Regions from separate parts of the Homo sapiens genome. Here all the other regions are linked to region 1. A link is a loop called in an ENCODE intact Hi-C map of the cell type or tissue named here. Cell type or tissue: Panc1. All regions are shown on one strand. Region 1 overlaps PAX5 (paired box 5). Region 2 has its middle 30 kb from the start of PAX5. Region 3 overlaps ZCCHC7 (zinc finger CCHC-type containing 7). Region 4 overlaps LOC105376030 (a long non-coding RNA gene).

Region 1 (5,000 bases):
TAGGGAAAGGCCCCAGGAGCCCCTCCAATTGGCCACCTGGCCTCAGATGCCCTGCGTTACCACAGAGGCCTCCAGCAGTTGTCTATCTGGGTCTCAGCTGAGGTGCCCACAGCTACAAGATCAGGACAGAGATCACAGGGGAGAGTGGCCCGCCAGGCAGGGAGATGGAAACCAGGTCCTCACCATCTCTGCCACTAACTGCCCCCTGCATACCCTTGGGCCAAGCCTGCGCCCTCTGTGCCTGGACTACCCTACCTGCAGGGTATAGAGCACATGACCTGCCAAGGAGTGTGGCTGCTTGGCCACTGCCCTAAGTTCTTGCCTCCGCTACCCTACCCACCTCTGGCCTGTAAGCCTGACTACCCACTTCCCTGACCACACACATACACGCACGCACACTCGGCCCCACCGGCCAGTTCCAGGATCTGCCTCCCATTAGCTTCAGCTGCCACAGGCAGAGACTGAGCCAAACTGGTTTCTTTAGAGTTCATGCTAAGACTCCAGAAGCTCAAAGACCTTCAGGCCAAGGAAAACAGAGCACAAGTGCCGAGAGCAACTTGAGCGGGGAGCGCATGAGAACTCGGGCCCAGCAGCCCCAGATGACTGTTGCCTTGTGGGTTGCCAGGCTGCCAGCTGCCCCAGGGTTGCCAGATCTGATTTTTCTTCCCCAAAGAAGCCAGGCATCCATCCATACATGAAATTTCCTGATTTTGCAATGTTGGTAACTAATTCAAAATCATCATCAATACAGGGCAAGCCAAGGAAAGCATGGCTACCAGGCTGCCAATTCCCCCCTGGGTTCTACGTGATGCCCCCACCACGACCACACCCCAGCAGAACCTTGGTCCTGACTCCTTCCTAGACAAAAAGAGAACTCAGGTAACAACCCACCTCTCTACATGAGGGGACATGTAGACACCTCTCTACATCCAGGGGACAGCACACAGAGGGCCAGGGAGGGGACCTGCCCTTGGAAAGCCCCAGCAGAGGCCAAGACAAAATGGTGGTAACCTCCTTCCTGCCCCCAAAGCCACACTGGGAAAAGGAGATGGAGAGGCTGCCTGTTCACCCATACTCCACACTGGACCCTAAAGAATCCTTGGGTCTCAGCCAGTTGTGAAGGACCAATGACCCAACACTGGAAATCCCCACAGGGGAGTGGGCTGGTTCCAGAAAGCCAGGCCAGGTCCAGGCTCAAGGACAGCATTCCAGGTGGCAGGCCCTGAGTGGGCAATGGCCTGGAGACGGGAAGCTGAGCCAACACACAGGGACTGGAGGCACAGGAGGAATGAGCAGGAGGAAAGGGAGGCCCGCGAGAGAAGGGCAGGGCTTCTCTCAAGAACTGAGGTCAGTGCGGGGGGACGTGTGGGCAGCACCCCATGGGGAGATAAGACTGATGGGGCTGGCTGTCAACAGTGGGGATGGCGGACGGCCCTGTGAGAATGGAGGAAAGGAGGGAGAGGAAAACTGAATTTATCACATCGAAAGGCAAGGGATGCCAAGGATTTTCCACAGAGCCATCCTCTCTCTCTAGGTTTTGGGGGTTTTGCTGTGTGATCTGGGCAGACCGCCTCTCTTCTCTGAGCCTGTTTTCCCATGCGAATGACGGAGCGGGGCGTCTCAGGTGCTCTCCAAGGCCCTTCCAGCTCCCATGGGGGAGTCTCGAGGTCCAGGCTGGTGGCCCCAACAACCCCTCAGACGCCCAGCCCTCCCAGGCCCAGGGTGCTACCCTCTGCCCCCACCCTGGAGGCCTCCACCCCCCTGTGCTCCCTGTGCCTCTCTTCAGGGAAAACTGGGGCCTGACCCTTTTCTTCTGCCATGAAGCAGGCTGGGAGACTCAGCTTCCTAAAGGCAAAGGAGGAGGAAAGTGAGTGGCCCTTCATTCTGCAGCCGACACCTGGGGGCACTGTTGTTCAGCCTGGATGCCCCGGGCTCCCGGCTGCAGGCAATCGGCTTCTTCAGTACTATGGAATCGCTCCGTGGCTCCACAGCTCCAAACAGGAAGGTGGTGGTGGGCGAACCAGCCAGTTCCAGCTGCCAACAGGACCGTGGCTAAAGCCTGCTGCCCTCTGCCATGACGGGCCTCACGTCCTCAAACATAGGCCTCTCCGTGGCCATCTACTCAGCATTGACTACAGCCAGGCCCTGGGGCCACGCCCTTGGCAGCTGTCACTTCACTTCATTTTATTCTCACTGTAACCCACAAGGCTTGCGTCAACTCTATTCGCCAGATAACAAAATGGAGGTGCAGAGAGATTAAGTAACTCGCTACAAGAAGTCCTCAAACCATTTCATCCCTGCCCATGAGCCTGTGCCTTTGACTCAACACCTTATTTGGGGCTCTCCAGGGATCAGAGATCTGTGAACTCTCAATCCCACAGGGGCTGCCTATTACTCCTGACTCAGGAATCCTGAGCTTTTCCACATACCCATCCCTTCTGGGAGCTCTGAGAGGGCTCTCCCCACTTCCTGCTTCTGTTTTCTGCCCTCATCCCGGGAGCAGCAGACAGCATCTATGCATCCAGGGAAGGAAAAGGGTCCTAGGAGAGAAAAGACCAGGACCTGCCCATGTCAGAGGGGCCCAGGGCCCCAGCACGGTCTGTGAGCTTCTGAAGCCCCTTCCCTCTGGCCATAGCTCCCGTGGAGGTCTGCTGGGCAGGGCTGAGGGGGCGTCCAGCCTGAAAGAGACAGGGGAAGAGGGGATTTGGGGAGAGAGAGAGATAGCAAGAGAGAAAGGAAATTGAATGAGTGAATGAGTGTGAGAGAAAGAGAAGAAGGAGAGGGAGAGAGAGAGTGTGTGTGTGAGAGAGAGTATGTACGAAAAAGAAAGCTAGTGAGAGCTAGACCGGGAGACAGAAACAGACACAGAGGAAGGTTCAATAAACAGGAAATAAAGCCAAATAACACAGAATGAGATGCACCCCCAAAGACATGGGGAGAGACACAAAAACAGACAGGAGACAGGCATCCCCAAAAAGGAAGTCATAATGGGAGCACCTGGCTAAATGCCCCCCAACAAACCTCCCCATGAGAGTCTCATCAGACTTGGCATCTTCTGGAAAGGACAGGCCACCTCTGAACCCTGGCTGCCCTTCCTGTGCCCTCCTTAGAAGGTAGTCCAGAGCCCAGAAGGCTGGAAACTCACTTGCAACGTACCCCTACTGCCCAAAAAGAAACCTCTGGCCCCCACAGTCCACACTGGCTGGACAGGTCAGCTTTCTAAACTGGTGAAAGGGATTCGCACTCCGCTGACCTCAGTGTGTTCAGGGCCTTTCAAACTCAGGGCCCTGTGAGTTATTGTGAGGGGGACAGGGAGGGGACCTAAGTGGGGAGAGCGGCGGAAGGAGGTCTCACTAGAGATCAAAAGCCCAGGAAGGAACCCAGGGTCTGAGGCTGCCCTTTCACCCATGGCCGCTATTCACAGCCCTGCCTGCTTTGCCAAGTCTCTCCCTGCCACCACCTCCTCTGGGCCTTCCGGAGAGGGAGGTGCTGACTCAGCCTCCATTCCCCTCACCCAGCAGGATTCCTGAGCCATGCCACAGCTTCCTCGACGAAAGCTCTCAGTTCAAACCAACCAAGAGACAAAGCGACATCTCATAACTGGGTGGCACCCCAGCCTGACCCTCAGAGCCATCCCGCAGGCCTCCCAGGCATCCGTGTGAACCGGGGCTGTGCCGAGAGGCTGCGCTGGGGATAGAAATGATTTGTGGCCCCTGCCCTGTCAAGTCCACATGAGTGGCAGCCTCAGGGTCAGGCAGCAGAAGGGAAAGACAAGTGGGTAGATGCACTTGCAGACACAGTACTGGCACAGAAGCATTGGCCACCCAGGCTAGAACAGGCCTGCCTCAAAAGTCACAGAGTCCGAACCAGAATGTCATCCTTGACTCTTCTGCTCCTCATTTGTCCAGCGCCTGCTCACACCTCTGATGATGGAGAGCTCACTACCTTTCTAAGATAAAGCTTCCATTCTTGGCCCAGCCTGGCTGCTTCTGAAAGCCATATGTTGCATTCAGCCATAATCTGCCTCCTGCAGCTTCCTTTAACCAGCCCCAGCTCTTCCTCCAGAGGCCACAGAGATCTTACCTGCTGCTGAAGAACAGTTCATCTGAGACTTGGACATAGTGGCCATATACCCGAGTCTGGTCTTGGAGGCAGGCATCCTAGGAAGAACTCTAGAATCTCTATACTGAAAGGGCCCTTCGCCAATCCACTGGCCTAACAATATTCTAGTTAGTTTGTTTGTCTTTGCTCCAGAACTCTACTCGGAGCTTTCTATGGAAGCCCAAAATACCAAACAAAAGCACCCTTGACTGAGGATAGTAGAGGTCCCTCCACTCACCCTCGTTACTAATTGTGAACCCTCTAAAGGAATGTGACTGATCCACTCTACCAAGGAGCACTTACTGAGCACCTACTATGTGCCAAGCACTTGTATTAGAGCTGTGTTGTCCAATACAGCAGCCGCTAGTCCTATGTAGCTACTGTGCACTTGAAATGTGGCCAGTACAATCGAGGAGCTAATTTTTTTATTTGATTTGATTTTAATTTTAATTTTAAAATAGAAGCAGTGTAAAATATTTGTCCCACTAAACACAGCTTTATTGTTTTGGTAGGACTACATCTAACTTTAACTGTCAAACGTTTCGCATCCAAATTGAGATGTACTACATGTGTAAAATACACACCAGATTTCAAAAACTTGGCAGCAAAAATAAGAGAAAATATAGCATCAAATTTTTTATATGCTGACATGTTGAAATGATGATATTTGGGGTATACTGGATTAAATAAAATATATTATTAAAATTAATTCCACTTGTTTCTTTTTACTCTTTTTAATGTAGTTACTAGATCATTTAAAATTACACGTGGCTTGCATTCTGCTTCTGTTGGATAGTGCAGGGCTAGTCACTGTCATGTTATCTTTTTACCTGAAACACTCAGCAGAGTGAATGTTTCTTGAGCATCTGAGACACATAGCTCAAAACTATCTCCCTAAA
Region 2 (5,000 bases), 68 kb after region 1:
CCATAATACTTCTCTCTTAGAAGCTGTGAGTACCTTACTTCACATTTCTTTTTCTTTTTTTGTTAGTAGAGATGAGGTCTTGCCTTGTTGCCCAGGCTGGTCTTGAACTCCTGGCCTCAAGCAATCCTCCTGCCTTGGCCTCCCAAAGTGTTGGGATTACAGGCATGAGCCACCGTGTCTGGCTGCATTTATTTATATATCTTTTTTTTTCTGTCGGATTATAAACACTCCATATAGGACTGGAGAAGATACCTACAGAGCAGGAGCTCAAGTAAGTATCTGTTAAATGACCAAACGAATGAGGGCCAAGGAAGCTCTAAAGTTGAGGTCTCAAGGGCCTGGATACAAAGACGGTGTGGTGAAGACCGGGAGGCTGGATCAGTCCTGTTCTCACTCTTGCTTAATCAAAGAAGGCATATCTTCCTGCTGAGAAAGAGGAACTTAGCATTGGAAGGGAATTTGAAGGTTCTGTAGCTCTCAGGAAGAATCAGTTTCTAATTCTGACACATACTGCAACCTGGATGAACCTTTTTTATTTTTTCAGACAGGACCTTGCAAGTTGGTACCACTTGCATTCCAGGCTAAAATGCAAGTGGTATAAACACAGCTCAATGCAGCCTCGACTTCCTAGGCGCAAGTGATCCTCCCACCTCAGCCTCCCAAGTAGCTGGGACAACAGGCACACATCACCATGTCTGGCTAATTTGTATAGTTTTTGTAGAGACGAAGTCTCGGACATTGCCCAGGCTGGACTCAAACTCTGCCCCAAGTGATCCTCCTGCGTTAGCCCCCCAAAGTGTTGGGATTACAGGCATGAGCCACCTCACCTAGCCCTGGATAAACCTTGAAGACATTATGCTAAATGAAATAAGTCAGACACAAAAGGACAAATACGGTCGGGCCCAGTAGTGCACGCCTGTAATGCTGATGGCACGTGCCTGTATTCCCAACTACTTGGGAGTGTGAAGTGGGAGGATCACTTGAGCCTGGGAGGTGGAGGTTGCAGTGAGCTGAGATCATGCCACTGTACTCCAGCCTGGGTGGCAGAGCCAGACCCTGTCTCAAAAAAAATAAAAAGGACAAATATTGTGTGATTCCACTTATATAACATACCCAGAACTGTCAAATTCTTAGAGCTGGAAAGTAGAATGGTGGTTGCCAGGGACCAAGGAAAGAGGGGAATGGGGAATTATTGCTTTCTGGGTACAGAGTTTCAGTTTGGGAAGACGAAAAAGCTCTGCAGATGGATGGTAGTGATGGTTGTATAACGATGTCAATGTATTTAATGCCACTCAACTATACTGTTAAAAATTATTAAATTGGTATAATTTTTTTTTTTTTTGAGACAGGGTCTCTGACTCTGTCACCCAGGCTGGAGTGCTGTAGGGCGATCATAGCACACTGCAGCCTCAACCTTCCAGGCTCAATCAATTCTCCCACCTCAGCCCCGCAAGTAGCTGAGACTATAGGAACATGCCCCAACACCAGGATAATTTTTTTTTTTTTTTTTTTGAGATGGAGTCTCCCTCTGTCACCCAGGCTGGAGTGCAGTGGCATGATCTCGGCTCATTGCAACCTCCACCTCCCAGGTTCGAGCAATTCTCCTGCCTCAGCCTCCCAAGTAGCTGGGACTACAGGCACGCACCACCACACCTGGCTAATTTTTATATTTTCAGTAGAGATGGGGTTTAGACATGTTGGTCAGGCTGGTCTCAAACTCGTGACCTCAAGTGATCTGCCCGCCTCGACCTCCCAAAGTGCTGGGATTACAGTCATGAGCCACCATGCCCAGCCTATTTTACCACAATTTTTTAAAAAGGAGAATCACTCTTTCTCAAAAGAAAAAAGGAAAAAAAAAAAAAAAAAAAAAAGGAGAATCAGTCCCTGGATCTGAGGACCTGAGTCTAGGGGATCAGAGGAGGAGGGTGGGGGTGAAAATAGAGCAGTGATGGGACTTCTCTTATGAATGGCCTCTCTGCCTTCCTCCCTCCCTTTTCCCTCCAATACTGGCTGGGCCATGTGCTATTTTGGGGGCAAATGCATGTCCTTGTGTGCACTCAGAGATGAATAAGACGGAGCACCTGCCCTGGAGGAGTCAGTGGTACAAATAAGTCAGGGAGGAAGTATGTAAGCCAATTTCACAGATGGAATGATAAGTAAAATTATACGTCATGACCCTAAATCTTCCCATTCTCCTCCTTTCCCCTCTGACCTCAGTGCATGCTTCTGAGTCTCCATAAGAGGAAACTGCACAATATTCCTTGAATCAAGGTTAGATGAGAAGATTTAATAGCATTAGGAGAAATGTCTGGGTCCAATTATGGAGCTTTAAATGCAGCCTTTATATTTCACACTTGGAATCAAGGTTACTGAATTCTCTAGATGTTTTCAAATAAGCCAAACTATCGCACAGATAACAGGAGAGTAATTGGAAATGGACCGAGAGAGACCTTGAGCATAAGCAATCTGAGGAAACAGTTTAAACAAGCCCACAGTATCCTTTGCAGAAGATCTATTAGCGATGGATGCATACGTCGAAGAATCTTAGAATTGGGGAGCTTAACGGGACCTGCCTTGGCAATTATGAAGTCTGTTTCCTCATTTTACGGATGAGGAAACTGAAGGGCACAGAGAGAAAGTGGCTTGAAAGTTCACACAGGAAAATTATGTCATACCTGGCACAATAATCCTGTCCTTTGACTTTTAGTTGAGGGCTCTTGATTTTTCTGCTCACCTGTTGCTTTGCTTCAATAAAATGTTGTAAAGTTTCCTTTATAAGTACAATTTTCTCTTCTAATACTGGAATGAGTCAGAGAGGGAGAAGTAAGTCCTTGCAAATGATAAATATATACTGCTATGGGTTGAATTGTGTCACCCCAAATGATATGGTGAAGTCCTAAACCCTAATATCTCAGAATGTGACCTTATTTGGCTGGGCGTGGTGGCTCATACCTGTAATTCTGGCACGTTGGGAGGCCCAGGTAGGCAGATTGCCTGAGCTCAGGAGTTGGAGACCAGACTGGGCAACATGGTGAAACTGTCTCTACTAAAAACACAAAAAATTATCTTTAGCTGCTCTGGAGGCTGAGGCACATGAATCGCTTGAACCCAGGAGGTGGAAGTTACAGTGAGCTGAGATTGCACCACTGCACTCCAGCCTGGGTGACAGAGCGAGACTCTGTCTCCAAAAAAAAAAAAAAAAAAAAAAGTGACCTTATTTGGAAACCAGCGTCATTGGAGATATCAGTTAAGATATGATGGGTTCTTAATTCAGTATGACTAATGGCCTTATAGGAGGAAGAAGGAGACATGCAGGGAGAAGATGTAGCCATGTGATGACAGAGGCAGAGGTTGGAGTGATGCATCTACAAACCAAGGATTGCCAAGAACCTACAGAAGCCAGGAAGAGGCAGGGAGGGCTCTTCCTTAAAGCCATCAGAGAGCATGGACCTGCCAATGTCTTGATCTCAGACTTCTAGCCTCCAAAACTGTGAGAAAAGAAATTCTTGCTGTTAAAACAAGTTAAAAAAAGTCACCCCATTTTTTTCATAATTTGTTATGGGAAGCCCTAGGAAATGAATACAGTACATAAATGTTGCCAGCATGTGAGTTTCCTTGGGCCAAAAGAAGTGGGTTTCATCAGGCCTTGGGGTAGAGGCAGTTAGGAAACAAAAGTTGGACTGGGCTCGAATATTTGGTAGCAATAAGCCCCAAAGTTCAAGCAGCCAGCGTGTCCTAATCAGATTCTAATCTGGGATACTAACAATGGATGATGAGCAGAATCAGAAGCAAAGGTGGAGGAAATATTTGTCTTCCCATTTGAAGAAGTTGCAGTTCCAAATCTTCGATTCAGCAACTCTGATTGGGATACGAAGTTTTACGGTTTATGCAAGTTGCATCTCTCAGGTACACATAGCTGACATAAAAAGCAGCAAGTTCTCTTCCTTGTTCCCACTAAACTCCTCCTACCCCATAGCCAGTCACAGACTTCTATATGATCCAAAGCCAGAAAAGATTATAAGGTGGTTGTTAAAACCTCACTCACTTTGGAGTGTTGCTGGACCACTGCAGGCTGATGGCAGTCCAGAAAGATGTGTCCATTTACTCAGTGTTAAGTCTTTGAATTAGAGTCTCTGCAGGAAACAGGTGTACATTCTAAATGAGGAACTGAGGAAGGTTTCATGAAGGGACCGTTTACAGAGGGGTGGGCAGTGCTAGGGAAGACAACAAGGTATGGTACCCTAGGGCTAGCCATTGCAGGGAGCATTCACCTGTTAGTTACACCTAAAAGGGCAAGGAAGGGAGGGAGTGGCTGTATGAAGAAGGGGACCTGACAGGAACTGTGGTCTTTTGTAGAGGAACACAATCAACTCATGCAGACGCAGCAGAGAGGGAGCCAGCACACTAACGGTGTGACTTCATTCCCCTCCTGTCCTCCTAAATTTAGCTCATGCTGCCTATTGTCCAACCCCAACCAAAGACTGAAAGACAAGGAAGCTCTTCATACTTACTGGTGATAGACTGAAAGCTTTCCACCTAACAGCAGAAACAATATAAGGATGCCTGCTTTCATCACTGCTACTCAATATGGTACTGGGAATCCTAGCAGTTTGGGAAGAAAAAGTAAAACACTTTCATCATTTGAAATCACAATAGTCATCCAAACTGGAAAGGAAGAAATATTTATAGTTGTAGAAGACAGGATTCTACATATAGAAAATCCCAAGGAATACACAAAAGATCTATGAGACCTAGTAAGTGAATTTAGCAAAGTTGCAGGGTACAAGATGAGCTCACAAAAACCAGTGGTGTTTATATACATTATCAAAAAACGATCCTAAAAAAAAAAATTCCAGAAGAATAAAATACAATTCTTAGGAATAAATTTAACCAAGGAAGAAAGACTTGTACACTGAAAGTTATAAAACTTCTGAATAAAATTTAAAAAGACCTAATTTAATGTAATGAAATTCCATTGTTATATATCAGAAAACTTATGG
Region 3 (5,000 bases), 270 kb after region 1:
TTCTCATACAAAAATATTGTTCTTTTCAACCAAATGTGACAATCTTTATATTCAATTTCTCTTTCTAAAGCTATTGCTATTTGGTTTGCAATGTTGCAGTGGTTTATAAAACTGGAGATTATAAATGCCTTGATGAATTCTGATATATTTTTGGTGCCATGACTTGGATACTTTGCAATAATATGCTGACAAAGGTTTTACTCTCTGAGCACCAACACTTCCTGTCCTGGTCCTTAGGCTGGAGAGTTAATATTTGCGCATATACTGTTAGGATAGGTTCCAGGAAGAGGAGTACTTTGGCTTTCCACTGTATATCCCCAGTGCTGAGCCGCTCTTTCATGGGGCTGCTGCCATCATTGCCATTGCCAATCTGGGCTCAGTCCTGGCCACTGCCTTGAGTGCCCTGTGTTGTCCACGTCTGTCCCAGGTATTCACATTTGGGCCCAGGCAGCCAGTCCAGCTGCTTAGTGCATATGCTGACACTTGACATATTTCCTCTGTTCTGTGCTCCATTGTCCCACTGGTCTTCATCTACAAAGTACAAGTTCAAAGTCATTAACAAGTTCAAGATGGCGACAAAGGACCGTTCAACTAAATAGAGGCCCCTTTTGAGAGCAAGCCCATGTGTGACTGCACAAGTTACATACCTGGTAAGCTTACTCTGCCCATTTATATTGCCGAAGTACTAAGACTACTAAACTGCCTTTAAATTGCTCTGTTCAGGACTTCCCTAAGATGAACTATTTGACCTTAATGGGACCTATATAGTTGTTAGGGGCAGAGACATGGTAGTTTTCATGCAGGTATTCAGTGAGTTTGTTTTAAAACATGCTACCTTCTTAGTAAGACTTGATACTCCTCTAGGAGCCTTATGGAAGCTGAACTCCCTGGCAGCCAGGACTGTAGCTATTGAATCTGACTGGGGTTCTAAGAGGAAGGCTTTTGAAATGGAGTTCAGACAAACTGCTCTATCAAAATACTCTTGTTGATTTAGTTTGCTGTGTTTTATTCTATATCTTTCTTTTAATTACCACTTGGATTTTTATTATTTCTGATCTTTTTTTGTTTGTTCGTTTGTTTTTTGGTTGAAGGAAAGGGATCATAGATTATTATTTAGCTCTCACCACTGGCTGCTTGATATGGATGGCCTACTGTTTATCAATGCCGATAACCAGAGTTTTGGTGGTTGTTGATACCATATATGTCCCCCTTAATCTTGTAATCTTGTACCTATGTGAGAGACATTTTTAAAGAAGAAAATCAAGAAAAATGTCTCATAGCCTCATTTGTCATTTTTTTCTTCTTTAAGACGTCAACAGATTTTTTTTAGAGGAAGTTTCTCTAACTAAATGTCTTTTGTCCTCTGTAAAATGGACAAGAGTTGAAACAAGCAATGTATATGAAAGGTAAAGACGTCAAAGTCAACACACAGACCCCAGATTGCACTCAGCCACTTCTTTGCTTCCCACAGCATTTCTATGCTGTAAAATGCTGTCTTCAATGAACTAGAATTGGAGTTACTGTTTGATCCTCCTCTTATCCTCTTAACCTTGGCCAAAGATATTTACATTATCACTTCCTAACTGATGTGCCACATCTATTGCAAAAATAAGTTGTGGTGAGCAAGATACTGATTCCTTGTGTTCTCAGGGTGGCCTGGCAGGAGCTTCTGGGTCAGTTGTCTGAAGGTGCCCTGCTCCATTTGCCCTAATGTGCTCTATAAACACCTTTCCTTGAACACTGTGACATGAAAAAGGCTTGGAAGTACTACTTTAAACTTCAAATGAAAAACTCACAAGGAAGTGAAATTCCGTAATTAAGCAATTACCTTTTAACCATTTATGTAATCAGTATTGCTTTTGTTCTTTTTCAGTTTTTTTCTCCTAATTTTAGTCAAGGTAAACATCTAAGCAGCAAGTAATATACTGATGAAAATAAATTTTGAGATTTGTAATCTAGTAATTTGTCTTCTGAGTCTTGTGTTAATAGGAACCAGAGGTCTTAGTAAATGAGAACTATGATTCTGGGTGCTTAAATTGTTTTATCCGCACACTCATTGCGTGAAAGATTTCAGCCTATAAGGAAGAAATTATGTCAGTCTAGAGTCTCCTCATTGTAGAAAAGTTCCCATTTTTATACTTTTGATGATAACAAAGCAGCTCCATTGGATTGTGGTTGACAATAGCAATCTGTATGTTTTTGCTAGCAACATACAGATCATAAGTAGAACATATTTCAGAGTTACACATGATCCAAGAGAAAGTGTGCCGAATTTTGAACTTGGTTGGTAGAAAAAGGTGATTTTTTTTTTTTTGGTAAAGAGATTTTTTTAGATAAACTCTAAGAAAGTAGTTATTTACAGAAAGTACACTGAAGTATAAAAAGATAGTAAACATAGTCATAATGACTATAGTTGCTAGCTATATATTCAGTTTATCTGAGGGGGCAGGAACTTTAGCATCATCTTGTTTTATGAACTCTAATTTACTTATCAATAATTTTTCTTACTAGTTACTTGTTGCAATAACTTATACTATTATACTTCATGTGTGGTTTTGATTTCTTAATGGCAGTATCTTCTTTATTAGTTGACTATGGGAAATATACAAGTATAGTGTCCCCTTGTTTGCAAAGAAAGGGATTCGCGTCTTCACAGTTTACTCACAGCTGCAGTGGTGAGCTGCCCTCTCCTGGTCATCTATGCCTTCCAGAACTCCCGGTGGATACCAGGGAAAATCATACATTTTGCCAAATAAATGGATGTTTTAATCATCTTTGATCTTAACATTATTTTGTGACACTGTAGTATAAAGCTCTGCTGTAGCTCCTTACTTTTCATGTCTTAAAAGACATTGTTGACAGAAAAGATGGGTCATCTTTTTTCTCCCACGTTCTTGTAGGCATTCTATCCACCTGAGATTTTTGCCCCATTACTTCAGTCTTAATGGACAAATTTTGTGCCACCCTTGTTTACTAAATTCTTGAGATTTACTTAGAAGATGTTTCTTAGTTTGTCTATCCACTTTGGGAAAAAGAGATTTTCAGAACTGTCTTAAATAAGTGGATTACCCAAGATGTTCTTTTCATAGAAGATTTTTTGTTACATATTTTCTTAAAAATGAGCATCAGATTTTCTCTACTGTTAATAATTCATGTTGTACATGAGTTTACTGGTGATTCTTCTTAAAACCAGTGCTTATGTTTTTATTTTTTTAATTCTCTATTCTTCAATTCCTATTTCTTATAAGCCCATCCTTATTTTAGACTCTAGACTTGGGGACCTATGGGATTCGCATCAGTTATGGTGCTTAACAAAACTTTAATACCAGAATTTTAGAATCTTACTTTCTTGTTGAAAGTAGCAGTTTATCCCAGCCTTTTCCTATTATATACCTTATATTTTGTATATACTCTTACATTTTCTATATACCCTTATATTTTGTATTTTTAAAATGGAAGGAATGAAAAAAAAACCTGTGGTTTTTATCGTATTTCCCATTTATATTTGTACCTTGCTACTAGTTGCTATTTCTATTAAGATTCCTAGAAAACTTTTTATGACATGTTGTTTCTAAAGTTCATATATATTGTAGTAACTCAGTATAACTCATTATTTACTAAGGAAGCATACTAATATTGCATATCCTCTTTAAAATCCTACAGTTAAGAACAAAAGACTAGAAGACATCAGGCCTTTTCATTTATTAGTCATTTTACCTTTTAGACAATTTTATGTAATTATTTTTCACGTGGCAAATTTCATTGTACACTACACACATACGTTTGCAGAAGGGGTGCAAAGTTTTGGATACATGGAAATTTCTTCTTGAGTTAGCTAGAATTTCTTTTCCTTTTTCAAGTTAAGACAGAAAACCCAGCCAATCAATTCAGTTTTGATAGATTTTAAAACCCTAATCAATACTTTAAAATTACTTATGAAGCAAATTATTAAGAGTAACTTCTAAACGTAGAAAACATGAAAATCACATCCAAATTGTAGAAAGAAGTTATTTACAACAAGGTCAGGGCGTGTGCCACTTCTTCCTCCAGCCAAGACCTTTCCTGAACTTGGTGATCATGGATAAACGAGTGCCCAAGAGTCTTTAATTTGATATATGCATTACATTTCTAAGATCTTAAACTAATACTATCTCTTTGCTTGTCTTTGGTGTTGAGATTGTTTAAACCTTTCAAGACCTGATTTTGAATCCTTGCTGTCATTTACTAGTTGTGTGACAGACTTGCCCACTTCTCCTTTATAATGTGGAGGTAATATTCCTACAATGGATGCTTGTGAAAATTAAACATTAATAAGAATATTAAAATGCATTTTGTAAGCCAATAAATGGCATACAAATGTAAATAGTACTTATAAAATAAAATGCGTTTAATTTTTTAAAAATATATGACATTCCCAAAACGGAAAAAGGTATTACAGTGTCTGTTAAACCAGACTTAATGGAATACTTGATTTTTCTTCTCATAATCAACCAATTACATTAATGTATCAAACCTGTGTACTGATGAAGATATTTTAAATAGTCTTTTTTTTTGTGGAGGGCAGAGAATTGTGTAACTTTTATGTATCCCACTGCCTTTTTTATTGTGTATTGTGAACACACCACAGCAGAATTTAAATAGTTAAATATTTGTTGCCTCATTAAATTGTGGCTTCCTAACTTAACTTCAGATTGCAGAGGACTAGAAAAGTAGGCATTTAATATATTATTTTATTTTACGAGTTTTCTTGATACATAATTGGTTTTGGATATATTTCCTCCTAAGTACAGAGCTAGCACCATAAATTACAAGCAGTAACCAGATCTTTTTATATGCCTCACTTTATATTGCTTAGGCAACCTTCTGTATGCTGTTTTCTCTAGTCCTCTCCATAGCAGTTAAACCTGAACTCTCATCAGAGAAGTAAAAATTTCCTGTAAAATGAGTTGTTAAAAGCTATATGTTTGAAGTGTAAGAGCAGGCCCTTCTAATGTTTAGGA
Region 4 (5,000 bases), 200 kb before region 1:
TGATAGCCAGAAGTCTAACCCAGGAGGAAAGAAAACCCAGGGCTGCCAGTTCACACACAGTTGGGAGCACTTGCTAGTGAGTCATGGTCAATGGCCAAACAGATGAGAAGAACCAAGGAAAGGGTTGGCATTTGCTGGGGTCTGCTGATTCCCAAGCTCTGGCCTGTGGTGAAGCAGCAGAAATGTGCCAAGCTGAATCACAAAGAGCTTGAGGAGACCTTGGCCTTCCTTCCAGGCTGTGAGGGCCTGGGCTGCCCTAAGCCATCCTCTGGAAAGGTGGAAAGGTCTTCAGGCCCAGAGTCATGTCCATGTTTACATCTATGCCTATGTCTGTAGCGATCTGGGGTATAGATATTTACATAGCTAACATTTATTAAGGGCTAATTATGTTCCAGCTTACATGGACCAACACTGTGGTAACATCAATCATATCCATGATATAGATACTACACTTTCCTCACCATGAAACAGGGATAATAAATTTGAGGCCCCATTGGTCTCAGTCAGAATGAGCCATGTTGTGCTGTGGTAATGAGCACCTCCTAGATGTCAGTGGCCTGAAGTTGTCTCAGTCACATTGTTTGTCCTTCTTGTATCAGCCAAGGACATTGGCCTGTGCTATTGTCATTGTCAGCCTGGGGCCCAGACTGACAGAACAACCATTATGTGGAACACTGCCAGTCACTGTGACAGAGGGAGAGAGAGGCAAGCCATGCCCTGACTCCTAAGGTGCCAGGTGCAAGTGAGCTGGAGGTAACAGACACTCACCCACTGATAGCCAGAAGTTTAACCCAGGAGGAAAGAAAACCCAGGGCTGCCAGTTCACACGCAGCTGGGAGCACTTGCTAGTGAGTCATGGTCAATGGCCAGACAGACGAGAAGAGCCAAGGGAAGGATTGGCATTTGCTGGGGTCTGCTGATTCCCAAAGCTCTGGAGGAAGCTCCACCAGGAAGTGACAGATGACGCTGCTGCTCACATTTTATTGGCTAAGGCAAGTCACACGACCGCATCAAACTTGAAGGTAGTGGGGAAATGCAACCCTACTAGGTGCCTGAAAGACAACTGGAAATGTTTGGTGAACAGGAAAAAGCCACCATATCACCTGCTGGTGTGGTTTAGGGATAGAATGAGTTCATGTACTTCAGGTACTCAAAATGGTGCCAAAGGCCCAGTAATCTCTGCATGGGTATTAGCTAGGAACACCACTGCTGTTTCTCTTATTTGGTTTAAAGATGAGGAAACACAGCATGAGAGGCCGAGTAATTTGCCCAAGTTACTGCCCAGGGGCTACCCAGAGGTTGCCCTTCTAACTGGCACACTCTACCAGCCCACTCCGAGTCGCAGGCCATCCTGAGAGCCGAGGCTGGGTCAGGACAGACACGATGTGCCCTCGGTGACTTTGAGGACTCCCATTCTACTGGGGGAAGAGAAGGGACCCTATCATCTAGTGAGTGCCACACAGAGGATCTTACGGAATTCTCACAACAGCCCCAAGGTAGGGATTATCATTCCCATGGGTGGGATGGGAAAACTGAGGCTCAGAAAGGTAAAGTGACTTGCCCCAAACCAAAGGCTAGTTGGAGGTGGAGCCAGGGTTCACATCCCGCCTGTCGGGCTCACTGTTGGTGGGGCTCCCTGCACGCACCCCTGTGCCTGTGGAGGAGGCACAGACAGAGGCACACAATGGTGAACGGCTTCGTGGACGCTTTCCTTACGGACAGAGGGGACTCAAGGGTCAATTCCGGAATGAACGAGCCCGCTTTCTACTCCCAAAGAGGAGCCAGGGGTGTGTGTGTGTGTGTGAGAGAGAGAGAGAGACAGACAGAGAGAGAAGAGAGGCCCCCTCATGAATCATCAGGCAGGCTTCAGGGAGGAGGTGGTATTTGCCCTGGACTTTCTAGACTGGCGTACGTGAAAATAGGGAAGGAAGGGTAGGACTTCTGTTCAGGGTGTTTGGAAGAGCCAGAGTATGAGCTGGACAGGGGTGAGCAAGAGTGAGGTTGGGGTCAGTCCTGACTACAGCAGCATTACCACCAATGATTGTACAGGCCAACATTGGGCCGCCATCTACATCATATTGTAGAATGGAATGTTTATCATGACATTCCGGCAGATGGCAGCAAATATCTGGAGGAACTGGGGCTGGCCATCTCTACCCCCACACCTGCTCTCACCCTTCTCCCTGTTGCTCTGTGCCCTGGAAGGCCAGTGTCTATGGGATCTCTGTTCTTGGGCAGAGAAGCCAAGGGGAAGCACCGGCAGGAGGCAGGAGGTGGTGGAGAGAGGCTTGAGTATTTATTCCTTTTTTCCCTCCCTGTTGGCTTGGCAGTGGCTGTGCTTGTCTGTCAAAATCTCCCCAGCTGCAGCCCTAGTGGGATTTCATAACTGCTTTCTTCTGTGGTCCCTTTGGGTCTAAGGGCGGTAACAGCTCCCCTCTGTTGCTAGGGTATTTCACCACCTTTTGCTAGTTTTTCTTAGCCATGACCACACCTTCATAAATAATGTCTTCGGTAAACTCTCCAATCACCCCTTCTGAGTGAGCCATCTGTGTCCTTCCAAACCCTGACAATTCAAGGGCTCTTTCATAATTTACACAACGATCTTCTTTATGCCAGCAGCAGCTTCAGAAACCTCCTGGCATTCTCTAGGCATTCTGTAGGCATTTGGGGAGTTGTTCTGAGCAGGTCAGGAAATAACCCCAACTCCATCTCTCATGGGGTGGCTGAAGCAAGCAAAGGTGCAGAGAACAGGGCAGAGGCAGCACGGTGAGAACTTTTGCCTTTTTTCAACACTTCTGGCACTGACCAGGATCCTGATGAATATTTGTCGTGCTGAGATCCATTGAATTCTGCGAGGCGGGGCAGGAGAGGCGGGGCCTTGGGGGACCAGCAAGGGCTGCTCCCTGCCCTCACCTGCAGGATGGTGTTTTTGCCTCAGTTTCCCCCCTTAGATTGTGAGTGCTCCAAGGCAAGGCTTGATCTCTCAAATCTCTGTCTCCTCCAGCCCAGCCTGTTGGGAGAGCACTGGAAAGTAGCTGGTGGGTGACCTGAGCTAGTTGAGCTGGTTTGAGCTGACCTGCAAACTTCCTTTCTGTGGACCCCTGGTTTCCACTGGAAGGTTCACCTGCCCATATCAGAAAAAGCCTGACTTTAAAGGATTTTAGAAAACCCCATTTTATTCTTTTTCAAAACGTACGGCAAGTAATCAAGAACATTCCTCCTGAGTCCAGTGCTATTTCCTCTCCAGTTCACTGCCCCTCAAGCCAAATCCCAAGTCTGCTTTAATGAATATAGAAAACTCACTTGTCATTAGTTGGACAAAAGCTAATGGACTGGAGTCCTTGAGGACAGTGGGTCTCTTGAGCAAATTAAACACTCCCCTTGCAATCTTGAAGTCAATGTTAAATTGTTTATCAAACCCTTCCTTTCCAGGTAGCATTAAGGTGAAATTTCCCAAGTTCTGGCCATTAGGTCAGAAAATTATATTGAGCTGGAGACAGGAAGAAGGAGAGGCAATTTCAAAACTGTTTTGTTTTGAAGAGGAAAAAGGCGTATTGGTTAGGGTCTGGGGAGGGGTCCATAAATATACTTCACCTCTGATGTCACTCTGGCCTTCGCTCATGGCAGACATTGCTAATCAATCATATGCTCCTAACTGTTAACTCAAAACTAAAGCTACTTGCAAACCAGGGCCTAGGGTTGATGGGTCTCCATGATTTTGGTAGTCATTAAAGAGGATGCATCATGGGGCAGGGGGATAAGCACTGGGCTGGGTATCAGAAAGCCTGGTCCCAGTTCTGCTGTGTGATCTTCCTGTTTGGGTCTGGTTCCCCTTCTGCTCAAACGGGGAAGACTTCCTTGCCTGCCACCAGAGGCCCTTGCAAGGACCTGTCAAGGGCTTGGCTAGAGGAGCTTGCCAGGGCTGCAGAACACTGCCATGGCAGCTGCACAGTCACGGTTGTTCCAGGCAGTGCCCTTCAGCACACACAGAAATGAGCTCTTCCAGGAGTGGAGACAGCTCTTCAGCCATTTTCTCCTCACAGGGCTGTTGATGTTTGGGCCCTGTGTGATGTACAACCACATGGTGGCCTATGAGGTGAAGATGTGACTTGGGAGGATCTCTTGGGTCCAGGGCTCCCAGGGCAGTGTCAGAAAAGCAGAATTATGATGCACGGAAGGGAGGAGATGGGAGCCTTGTCCTAGAGATTCCCTCAGTTGTCTATTTATTCACCCACTCATTCATTCATTCATAAATGTTTTCTGCAGATGCCTAAGCTGGGCTCTGATGACTCACCATCCACTCAAATTGGAGCTGGCCAACGCCTTTTATGGACCTGCACCACCTCATGGTTGAGAGGAGTCCCACAACAGGGCTTGGCTTTGGAGGCAGATCCAGTATTGACTGGCTGTGTGTCCTTGGGCAAGCCATTTCTCCAAGTCCCGGTTTCCCCATCTGGGAAGCAGGGGAAATAGTCCCCTTCAGAGGGTTCTTGTAGGGGGTCAAATGAGATCAAACATGTTAAAATGCCTGGCATACAGCACTCAAGGATCGCCAGCCAACTGCTGGCTTTTGGACCAATAGCCTCAGCAAACGCTTACAGAAATGGAATTCAGTGCAAATACCCAAAAGAGGAGCTTTCAGAATGCCGGAAACATTTTCATATTTGTGCAGGAAGAAAACAAATATTATTTGCCCTAAAACTGTGAGGAGCATGCTAAAGGCTCAGAATGCGGCCGCTGAAAATTGAATAACTCCACTTGCAGACGGTGCATCAATTTCATTCAATTTGTAAGCACTTGTCCCTGTAGTCAGGAGGAAAAATGAATTCAGCTCAATCAATCAGCCTGTTTCTGGGTGGTTTGGGGGAAGCCACCCCATCTCACAGGAGGTTCAGTGTCACCTGGAGCAGAGTGACTGGAGCTTCGTTGTTTTTGTGGCAAATTGGGGATAGTAGGAGCTTCATTGATTACCTTATTCTATCTCTGTACTACCACATCAG

The links. A loop is a pair of places that touch in the nucleus more often than their neighbours do. Peaks named below come from ENCODE experiments on the same cell type or tissue, not always from the same donor. Only the 100,000 strongest peaks of a DNase experiment are listed, where the experiment ranks them.
Region 2: it touches region 1 in a loop (4-fold over the local background); 4 of 110 quality-filtered maps call a loop at or near these places.
Region 3: it touches region 1 in a loop (5-fold over the local background); 25 of 110 quality-filtered maps call a loop at or near these places.
Region 4: a loop joins it to region 1, with 2.7 times the contacts of the local background. A loop is called at or near these places in 9 of 110 quality-filtered maps.

What each region holds. Positions count from the first base shown.
Region 1 is chr9:36,994,114-36,999,113 of GRCh38, forward strand. The region is part of intron 5 of PAX5 (paired box 5); the gene reads right to left. Among named protein-coding and RNA genes, the nearest start is that of PAX5, 38 kb to the right of the region's middle. RefSeq lists enhancers at 898-1,057, 1,088-1,147, 1,198-1,267, 1,978-2,137, 2,039-2,539 and 2 more. In Panc1, no CTCF peak of the experiment used is centred here; a DNase peak (open chromatin) is centred at 1,948; H3K4me3 peaks cover 377 bases; H3K27ac peaks cover 299 bases.
Region 2 is chr9:37,062,138-37,067,137 of GRCh38, forward strand. No RefSeq gene overlaps it. Among named protein-coding and RNA genes, the nearest start is that of PAX5, 30 kb to the left of the region's middle. RefSeq lists a silencer at 291-491. In Panc1, no CTCF peak of the experiment used is centred here; no DNase peak of the experiment used is centred here; H3K27me3 peaks cover 1,826 bases.
Region 3 is chr9:37,259,916-37,264,915 of GRCh38, forward strand. All of the region lies in intron 2 of ZCCHC7 (zinc finger CCHC-type containing 7), which reads left to right. Among named protein-coding and RNA genes, the nearest start is that of LINC01627, 130 kb to the right of the region's middle. In Panc1, CTCF peaks have their summits at 2,697 (motif pointing left) and 2,934; no DNase peak of the experiment used is centred here.
Region 4 is chr9:36,796,324-36,801,323 of GRCh38, forward strand. All of the region lies in intron 2 of LOC105376030 (a long non-coding RNA gene), which reads left to right. Among named protein-coding and RNA genes, the nearest start is that of MIR4475, 25 kb to the right of the region's middle. RefSeq lists a silencer at 2,011-2,210. In Panc1, no CTCF peak of the experiment used is centred here; a DNase peak (open chromatin) is centred at 2,129; H3K27me3 peaks cover 1,146 bases.